2 separate regions of the Homo sapiens genome follow, and region 2 is linked to region 1. The links are chromatin loops, found by intact Hi-C in ENCODE. Cell type or tissue: A673. All regions are shown on one strand. Links, peaks and the distances in the headings refer to the core of each region. The heading gives the core; the rest is flanking DNA. Region 1 overlaps HMCN1 (hemicentin 1). Region 2 overlaps HMCN1 (hemicentin 1).

Region 1 (5,389 bases), core at 60-5,059:
TTTTATATTTGCTTCGATGCAACTTTAAATTTGATTCAATGTAATTTAATGGTTTTCACATGTACATCCTGTTTTCTTGGTAAAAGAATTGCACAACTGTATTTTAAGAAAGAGAGCTGAGAGTTGTAAAATTTTGTTCAGCTTTAGACTAGGCGTGGTGGCTCACGCCTGTAATCCCAGCACTTTGGGAGGTTGAGGTGGGTGGATCATCTGAGTTCACGAGTTTGAGACCAGCCTGGCCAACCTGGTGAAACGCTGTCTCTACTAAAAAATACAAAAATTAGCCAGGCATGGTGGCGGGCACCTGTAATCCCAGCTACTCGGGAGGCTGAGGCAGGAGAATCTCTTGAGCACCAGAGGTGGAGTTGCGGTGAGTGAGATCGCGCCACTGCACTCCAGCCTGGGCGACAGAGCTAGACCCTGTCTCAAAAAAAAAAAAAAAAGGAAATTTTTTTTTGTTCAGCTTGAAACTGAGTTGCATACCTAAATTTTACAGGTAAGGGACAGATTACACAAATAAGACATTTCACACATGGGTGTTCCCTGTGAAAAGGATGTAGTCTGACTTTGAAACTAAGCGCAAACTCTAGTAGGTTATACTCATGTTAGAATAAGGGTAAATATTGTAATGCCAATAAGAATTATTTTGAACTTAGTCATGAGTCTATAAAAAAGTTTCAATTTTTATTGCTTAGACTTAGGCATCTGGAAAACAACTGATATAAAAACGAGTTCAATGAAAAGACGAGAATAGAAGAATTGAAATAGGTTGACTAGAAGATAAATGATAAGGCATGGGAGCATGCTTGCTCTGAGATTAACATTCTTGGGTCTCTCTGGTCCATCATTTGATGTAGATTTTCCCATTAGGATTCAAACAGGGACTTCATTTTTTTTCCAACTCCTCTCACAGTTTAAAGTTTCAGTTTATTCCAGTGCCGTTCCTACACTGTCTTGTATTTAGAAAAGACAGCAAGATAATCTGTGTTTTACTACTCCCTTGAATGATAAGATTTCTATTCATTCTTATTTAATCTTGTTTTCCAGGAATTCATTTTGTAAACATAATTATCACCGTAACTCTGAAGTTACAGTTTTTTAAAAATATTTTTTATTCCAGGAGCAACATTTACTGTGAAAGCTCACATGCTTCTGTTTTTCTTAGTACACGTTTTTCTATCTGAAAGGTCTTTGGCAATTTAGTAAATTGTAGGTATCAGTAGAATTATAAAGATAAAATGTCAATCAAAATATTGAGCAGGACTGTGCATACTGATACTAATTATCTATATTTCAGGGTTCAAATAAAAGCACAGGTTAACAAACTCAGACCCTTTCTAAAATGTATTTAGGGAGCTGTCTAATTCTATGCATTATACAGTTCATCTCCATTATACCTTTCATTTGTGTGTGTGTGTGTGTGTGTGTGCATGTTTCTGTGGTTTTAGGAAATATATTTACATAGCCATGTTGGTTTTATCATGTTGATTATTCATCCTGACTGTATGCCAGGACAGAGAGGGGTGTGGGGGAGAGATCAAACATAGGGGGAGTTAGCTTTATACACTTGTACTTTTAGAAGGTTTAGTTCTGGAATTGTATTACTCGAAATGGGATGGGCTAGGCTTAAGTCAAGCTCAGGCTGAGTATGTTAAGTGTACCTCGAATATGTCAAGATTGCTTTGCAAAATCTTTCACCCATGTACTCACTAGTCATTTATCCATTCATTCATCAAACAACAATGGAACACCTACTAAGTACTTCAAAAAACAGAGATCTAGTAGGAGGAAATATAAATTATAATACATCTTATTGAATACCACAAAAGAAGAATAAACAATATTCTGTAGGTATCTAGAAGAATGGAATTTTCTTCCTCTGATTATACAGTGTCTCTGAAAGCTACTTGCTTATAGTCACAGAAGTTCAAGAAGATAATAAAATGCCTCACAGGAGTTTGCATGAATTTTCAGGCCAGGCATAATTAAGTTCAAATCTCTGCTTTTTCACTTACTAGTTGTGTGACCCTGAGAAAGGATTTTCAGAAGTTAGTACTCCGTCAATAAAACATGTTAAAAGTGATACTTACCTTATCCATTGATGTAAAGAATAAATAACATAGTGTTTGTGACAATACTCTCTCAGCACTTGGCTCAGAGTAGACATTTATTGAATTAACACAGGTAAAGTGTCTTATTACCGAGAAAAGTACTGATTAAATCAAGAAGACCTTCTATAGATTTAAGTTCTTCAGTTGTAAGTTCTTCCATCATAAATGTTTATGGATTATGATTTTACATTTCTTCTATTTGGTATTCAGGTCAAAATGAAACTGCGGCAGACGTTTAAAGGATTTATTTTATTTATTTATTTATTTATTTTTTGAGACGGAGTCTTACTCTGTAGCCCAGGCTGGAGTGCAGTGGCATAATCATGGTTCACTGCAGTCTCCACTTACCCAGAGCCTTCTGAGTAGCTGGGACCACGTGCCAGCTATATGCCTATATGCCACCACACCCAGCTAATTTTTTTTTTTTTTTTTTTTTTTTTTTTTTTTTTTTTTTTTTTTTTTAGAGACGGGGATTTCCTCTGTTGCACAGGCTGGTCTTAAGCTCCTGGGCATAAGAGATCTGCCCTCTTTGGCCTTCCAAACTGCTGAGATTACAGATATGAGCCACCATGCCTGGCCAGCAGTAATTTTTTTTTCTTAAGTTTGGAAATAAAACTTACAAGAGTTTGTTCTTATAGTTTCAGTCACATTTCCATTACTTCCAATTTTTAAATCAGCTGACACAAATCAACCTACAGTCTCTGACTTTGTGAGGCTTATTTATAAAAATGAACAATTTTAGCAATGCTTCTGCAGCCTAGTCCTGTTCTGCCAAAGCTAAACTGAAAGATCAGAAAGTCCGTTGATGATTTGAGAGAAACACTATAAAGAAACCAGTGGGTTAAAGATGTGTGTGTGTGTGTGTGTGTGTGTGTGTGTGTGTGTGTGTGTATGTATACATATATGATAAAGTTTGATATATGTGTGTGTATATATATAATCCTTGTTTATAAACTTTGTGTGTGTGTGTGTGTGTGTGTGTGTGTGTGTATAAGCAAAGGGAATAATTTGTAGATTTTTGGAGTAAGTTGTACCTTGATTCTTGATCCTTAGTAAATTAAAGCAATTTAAATTTTGCCTCTAATAACTTCTGCCAGGAAAGAAAGTTCATGAAAGACTTAATCAAAGCAACAACCTTACAATTAACAGTCTAAAATTAAGTCTACATAAGTCAATCAAATGTATCATTCTAAAGTAGTGCTGTCCAACAAATAATGTGAACTATGTATGTAATTTCAAAAGAAGTTGAAATTAATTTCAATAATCTATTTACTTAACTGAATATATCCAAAATATTTTGATATGTTATCAATATAAAAATTAGCACTGCTTTAGTTTTTTAATTTAAATTTTAATTAAAATAAAACTTAAAAATTCAGTTTCTCATTTTCACTAGCCACATTTCAAGTGCTTAATAGCCACATGAGGCCAGGTAGTGGCTACTGTGTTAGTGCAGAGGTAAAGCATTTCTTCCATAGATCATTTTATTTATTATTATTATTATTATTTTGAAATGGAGTCTCGCTGGGAGTCACCCAGTCTAGAGTGTAGTGGTGCGATCTCGATTCACTGCAACCTCCGCCTCCTGGGTTCAAGCAATTCTCCTGCCTCAGCCTCCTGAGTAGCTGGGACTAGGCACATGTTGCCATGCCTGGCTAATTTTTTTTTTAATTTTTTATTTTAGTAGAGACAGGGCACCATGTTGCCCAGCCTGGTCGCGAACTCCTGAGCTCAGGCAGTCTGTGTGCCTCAGCCTCCCAAAGTGCTGGGATGACAGGTGTGAGCCACTGCACCCAGCCTCATAGATCATTTTAATGGCCACTTGTGATTTAAAATTATTAGAAAACCGAACTGAAATATCAGATAGAGAGCTTTTATAACAAGATAATACTGTATGTTAACTTCTTTTGGAAAAAGAATAAGCTTATTTTTCTTTTCAGGACCTTCTATCCACAATGAGATAAACACATAGCTTTATTAAGATATGAATTATTAGTTAACATTTACTTTTAATTTTCAGTTAGCTAGAAGCAGAAAGGTAATAATTTAAATATACTGTATTATTTTTTGAAGAATTTTACTCCTGAGAACACTTATAATCAATATGATTACAATATAATCTGTGTTTGCAGATTATATTGCAAATGTGAAATTTGGGGCAGAATAGTCATTTTTATTATAAAGACTGCACTGATTTCCATAGCAGGAAAAATATAATTAAGCTGCATAGAGCACTCCTAAAGGATATATAAGCACATCCAGTCTTGGCTTCTGACATGTGTGAGTCAAAGTGTTTCTTTTTTAAACATTTATTTATTTTTTTAAGAGATAGCTTGCTATGTTGCCCAGGCTGGAAGGGAATTCCTGGTTTCAAAGGATCCTCCCACCTCAGCCCCCCAAGTAGCTGGGACAACAGGCATGCGCTACCATGCCTGGCTTAAAATGTTCTCTTTTTACTTGACATTCTCCAATTTTCCTGGCTGCTTTGAGACTTTTTGTTAGTTCTTTCATAAAAGTCAAATAATTCATTTTAGAGTATATGATATTATAAAAGTCCAAGAAATAAAAGGATATTTGTGAAATTCTCTGTGGGGTTTTAGTTGTGTCAGCTCACCAAACTCTTTCCTTTGATTATTAACCAATATTAAGCCTCATATACATAAAGCTCCAATGTTTCACAAAGTGGCTTTTTTTTTCCAGGAAAATAAGGTGGTTCTAATACTTACAGAAAAGGTTGTTGACCATCTTGATTTTATTAATATGTGGTTAAACTGCTTTATTCAAATTTATAGGCTGAAAAATGTTTGTAGTCTTAGAGACCCTATTTCAGTACATGATTTTTTTAGGGCTGCATTCAATTTTAGGTTGAGCTTGAAGTTCCTGGGAGATTCCAATGGGATTAATTCATCTGGAGTCCTTTCAAGGATTCTAGTGGTCTCTACAGTCTACTCCTGGGTAATGTTTCAGGATTCCTAGGGAAGTAGGCATCTATAGGTCCTCTTAGGGCAAATTTATACCCAAGTCAAACGGCTCAGAGAGGATCTCTCACTCAATAACTGGACAAGGTTTATCATTCCTTCTATTCCTAATATGTGCCTTCAGATATTTCTTAGCTGTCCTCATGTTTGGCCCATAGACAGAAAACTTCTCCTAGTGTGTTGGTACACACATGACAATTAGTAAAAGACATTTAATCTCTCCTTAGAATTATACTACCATGGAGTTGTATTGTGTACTTGACCATTCAACAAATGCTTGTAGAATGGATAAATTATATT
Region 2 (5,389 bases), core at 256-5,255, 56 kb after region 1:
CTATTCATTTTCTTCTTTAGCACAACGTGGTATTTATATCCTAAACTTATCTTAAGTGGTATATATTTCCTCTAAGAAAGCATTGTATTTTGGCAGTACGGAGGAAAAAATATACACTCAAAATTCAAGATACCATAAATCGGAGATCTAGTTCTGCTGCAGATTTTGTGTGTGTCCCACTGTGGCAGATGCCCTGAGTGACTTGCCCATATTTCTCAGGCTTTTCAGTGTACTTCCCAATCTAGTATCTGCATTTCTGTGTCTTGGAGGTTTTTTCCTAGAACAGGAAAAGGTTGTTCGGCTGAGGAATTAACACCCCTCGGGAGCAGCTATTAGCACCTGAAGGAACACACTCCAGGTGTCCACTGTGGGAACAGGCTTAAAACACACCCTTTGTGGGCCTCTTCCCATTCCTGTATTATCTCCTCTCTTCCTATTAGCATTCCTTCCAGCTGTCAAATAAACAACTTGCTCTAGAATCTTTCTGGGAGAACTCAAATGAAGATATCCTGTACATTGTTTACTCTTTCATTGTCTGTTTCCTTACATAAAAAATGGAATTAATGGGATCATACTTCAAATTATAGAGCTGCTGTGAAAATATGTGGAGCTGATATACCGTAGAAATTCAAAGAGCCATTTTTCATGCCAGTCAGTTTTTTTTTTAAAGAATAACTCCATTAATGTCCCCAGTTTAAAGAATGAATGTTTACCTTGTAACTCCATTCAAATCCTAAGATACTAGTTTTTTATTCTCAGAACTCTAAGCCCTGTAGGAAAAATAGACACTCTTGTGTAGATTATTTCAAGGTGGATAATAAAAGGGCATAGGTGAAAAGGCATGTGAAAGAAAATCTGGTAACTTCTTAATGAATGGGCCAGAAATGGCCCTTCCTGCCTGTTTTTTTTCCACCCAGTTCCTTGCACATAATGCCTGGTATTTATTGAGTGTATTAGATTGACGAGTTGTTTTGCTGCTACAATATTTTAAATAAATGTGGCCAAATTTTATGTAATGGTTATTTTGACTAACTTGCCAAAAATATCACTAGCATTGAGTCTGACTTTTTGTGACCACAGTAGGAAGGAATTAGAAGAAGTGTCGAGTCTCTTCATCCCTCAAATACTTTAATTTAAGCATGACTTAGCCAGCGGTGTCTTGAGCTAGCAAGTCCACTGGAGTAATTTTTTCTTGCTTTCTGAATATTGACCTTAAGTAGTCCATTATTGACTGTGAAATACGTGCACGTGAGGCCATTCTTCCATGTTAGTAGCAATTTATTGTGCAGTACTTGTACCTATTTCCAGGTGATTTGGACTGGTACCAGTGGTATTTCCTCTAGTAAAACTCTTGCCCAGAGGAGGGATATTGCATGACTGTTATTTTACCTTGTGCCTCACACAAATATTCATTCAGTCATGCATTCAATAAACATTTACTGACTGCTCTTGGCCATGTTCTGTGCTACTTACTTAATGGACATTACGCACATTTTAATTGATAATTAGAACAGAGAAGTAATGAGGATTAGTTCTATGAGTGAGCAGAGCCTTTGATCAGGTGATGAGGTGATGAGAACTCTGTTTAGACAAGTCTCTAAGCTCAGTCTCCTATAATTAAGGGAACAATAAAAAGACACAGTATCTATTATTATTTTATCTTAAATGTTTATCTAGCCTTCACCAAAAGAGCCTCCAGCTCAGATTTACAGCATTTCTAGTGTAGGATTAGTGCTAACAACAACTAAACAAAGAATAAGCATTATAATGAAACTTAAAAATAACAAACTTATTTTGCTTCTATATGAAATACCAAAAGAATGTATCAGGTTGTTACAAAGGAAATTGAACTGAATCTGATGACATAAAATATTGCTGTTGACTTTGGATTTCCCTTTTGGATGTCTAATGAATGATAAATGTTTTACATGTGCACTTTCTCAAGATGAGAAATGTCTGATATTAGATAGTGTTTCCCTGGTGCTATCTCCCATGCACTGGACTATCTGGAAAAGGTCTGCTCTATCACTGAAATTAATATTGGCTTTTTGAATGTTTCACATAACAGTTTTTATCCCAAATATGGAGAACGATCTATCTATTACTTAACTTTACCTTGAGGCTCAAGGACCACCCAATTGAGCCTCAAGCCAATCTTTCTAGTTATCTTCTATCACTTGTCTTTACATTTTTGTCAAATATAATTTTGTACTGTCTCTCTCCCCCCACCACATTCTCTTACCCCATGCTTTCTTTCAAGCTGTTCCTTCCCCTTATAATGCCTTTTCTTGCATTCTGACTTATAACTATCCCACAAAGTTCAGCTCAAATGACAAAACTTTCATCAAACTTTGTCAGATTTTTTTTTCCCTAAAATGTTCTTTTCTCTCTGGCTTTCTATTAAATTTTTCTGCACTTCCCTTTTGGATTAATTTCTCCCTTATATCATTTTTATTTCTGTACATATTTTCTCTGTCTCTTTTTCTATAGACCAGATTTTGCCACTAGTATATGCCACAGTGCCTGAGAAAGAACTATATAAATATTTATGAATAAAAATTAATACATTTATTCTGAGGATATCCAGGGAAGCAGGCAGAAGAACTGGTTTACTTAGCCTGTAGTGGAGGTGCTAGCATGGAACACTAATACGTTTACGATTTAAAATGATAAGAGAGTGGCAGTTTCTTTTCTTCTGTGATTTTTCTGGTAAGTACTTTACTGTTCCATCTTAGGGCACTTTCACTAAGCAGAGATAAAGAGTCAACTCATTTGTATAATTCACATAAGTACTCAAATATTTTAGGTTTCCTCTGATGCAGGTAAAGCATGTTAAAAAGAAGTAACTGGAAATAACATAAAGTTTTATTAAAAACAGAAGAGAAGATTGTTTTATGCTCCTAAATTTCCATTTGTAGGAAAGCTACAGATCATGGATCTTATTTCTGAGAAGCAATATGATTTTTCCATTCAGCAACTAATATAGAGTATTTGAATGTAACCACAGAAACTCTTGAGCCAAATTTTGTCCTCTGCTTTTTAAAGGAAACTCCCTGCAAAGACATTAAATAATTGTCAGCACCCAATGGGTTTAGGTGGTACAAATGTTTATATTAGTCTAGGATTATCAGTGTGATCATTTAATTTAACATATCCCCTGGGGTATGTTTCTATTAAGTACATTTGGATAAACTGTCTTTAGATAATCTCCCAAGTACAGAAGGGTGTGTACCCAACCGCATGATTATACTGGGATTCTGAGACTAGTAGAAATATTTTGGTTTTGGATAGTTATGTTGGTAGCCAGAGCCTACTAATGCCTTTTCTACTGGGTAAGGATATTTTAAAAATCATACTCAAGTGGCATAAGCTTGTTTAGGAATCATAATTAAATTAACCTTGAGTCTAAAAGGACCACACATGAAGATTATTATGCTGGCCTCCTATTAGTCTTTCCTGGTGACTCTTATGAATAAGCCTGTAGTCTATACAAGGTGTGTTAAGTAAATAGATTAGGTGTAGCATTAATGTTTTGGGTCAGTGGCATGTTTGATAATAGATTTTTCCTGGAAAATTTTCCAGTTTTTTGGCCTTCCAATATCGGACTGTCAACCAAATAGAATGCTTCCTTTATAAAAAAGACATGTGTACACTTAGGTACACATGCACATTTTTATGTATATGTGTGTGCATATGCGTGTGTGCATATGTGTGTGTGTGTGTGTGTATTTAAGTAGAATTTATGTTTTGGATACATTTCCTAATCACACATTTCTCCAAATGCATAATGCCCAACAAAATAATGGTATTTAAATCTAGCTTCTATGATTGTGTCTTTGACACAATGCCTAGCTCACAGTAGGTTCTTAATAAATATTTTATTGAAACCATCTATTCTTTAATTTGTAAAGAATTCAAAACTTAAGAGCAAATACTTTGAAAAGAGGTCGACATCTATTTGAATTCAAGATTCATTACTTAAAGTCTTTTTGTTCATGGAGAAATTACTTAACCTCTCTAAGTCTGAGGAAAGTGGGGGAAAATAGTGGCTACCCAATATTGTCATGGTTAAATGAGATATTGGTAAAGTGCTTCAGCAGTTTCTGACACATGAATTAGTTGTTACTAAAAATGTTGACGCATGAATTCTGACACAGGTTAATTAGTTGTTCTCTTGAATACATGTAAATCATACATTGTATCTTTACTTTCTTTTAATGCATATACACTGAATTTTTCTTTAGTTTTTGTGTTTGTCTTACTTTGGGCACATTTACTATTTTATAAAACATTGAAACTCTGTTGGAGAGAGAAAAACCATCTCTATCAGTCAAATTTTAATTCAATTTATAAAAGGTAAGGTTTCATATTTAGTGCTAGGAGGAATTCTCCCTGGCTTAATACAAGAAAGTTAATTCCTCGCTAATGTTCTGTGTTCCATGGGGTCTGGTAGAGTATTCTGCTTCACAGTCACTCAGGAACCCAAGCTGATGGAGGCTCTGCCATAATTTAGAACATGCAGCATCTTCAGTCACTTAATGAGGAAAAAACCTGGAGGATGTGGCATTGAATAAATAAAAAGAAATTTGTGTTACTTCTGTCTCATCCCAGAAGTGACACATTTCACTCCCTTATTACCCAGTAGGCAAGCTGTTATCATGGCCTAGTGGTATACTAGAGCTAGCTCATAATGACTCATGGAGAGTCAATGATACATTTCTCTTCCTAGCTCTGTGTTCAGCAACATCATGTTGGGAGCTAGGAATCAGCTATGATGGGAATATTTACACCACAGAAATTGAAAAATGCCAAAAATTAGGGTTTTTTTTGTTAGAGGGGAATTTACTAGCACCCCACTGACCTGACTTTTCCTAACTGAAAAGGTACTCAGAAACATAGAATGGCAAAGAAATAGTTGGAGAATATTATTGTTTTCTATGCCATAGGGTGCAAATCTACCTAGAAATTATGTTATTCTAAAATACCATGCACAGAGTTAGGTACCTGAGAAAGGCGTTGAACTTGGAATAATTGCCATTTAAGTTGCTGTCTACACCTAGGTAAATATCATTTTTTTGAACCTCTGTTTCTTTGTAGTGCCATAAAATTATCTTTGGACATAACAGGGTTTTAAGAGATAACGTGTGAACATACTTAGCATAATGCATCTAGAAACATTTAGTGAATTCTTGATGAGTATAGCATTAGCTGGTCTGAGGAATATCTAAGAAAAAACATCAACACTAGGCATGTGGATGGCTTTCATGTCATTTATTAAACCTACAAAACCTACACTTATCACGTGCCAGCTGAGTGACATTCTGTGGGTGATGAATATGAAATAGTTACTGCCTTGAAGGGACTTTCAATGTAGGCAGGCATTTAACAG

What was found. Peaks named below come from ENCODE experiments on the same cell type or tissue, not always from the same donor. Only the 100,000 strongest peaks of a DNase experiment are listed, where the experiment ranks them.
Region 2: a loop joins it to region 1, with 3 times the contacts of the local background. A loop is called at or near these places in 2 of 110 quality-filtered maps.

The regions. Positions count from the first base shown.
Region 1 is chr1:185,856,061-185,861,449 of GRCh38, forward strand. All of the region lies in intron 2 of HMCN1 (hemicentin 1), which reads left to right. Among named protein-coding and RNA genes, the nearest start is that of HMCN1, 120 kb to the left of the region's middle. In A673, for the core only: no CTCF peak of the experiment used is centred there; a DNase peak (open chromatin) is centred at 2,542; H3K4me3 peaks cover 636 bases; H3K27ac peaks cover 1,636 bases.
Region 2 is chr1:185,912,361-185,917,749 of GRCh38, forward strand. The region is part of intron 6 of HMCN1 (hemicentin 1); the gene reads left to right. Among named protein-coding and RNA genes, the nearest start is that of HMCN1, 180 kb to the left of the region's middle. RefSeq lists a silencer at 5,297-5,389. In A673, for the core only: no CTCF peak of the experiment used is centred there; no DNase peak of the experiment used is centred there; H3K27ac peaks cover 237 bases.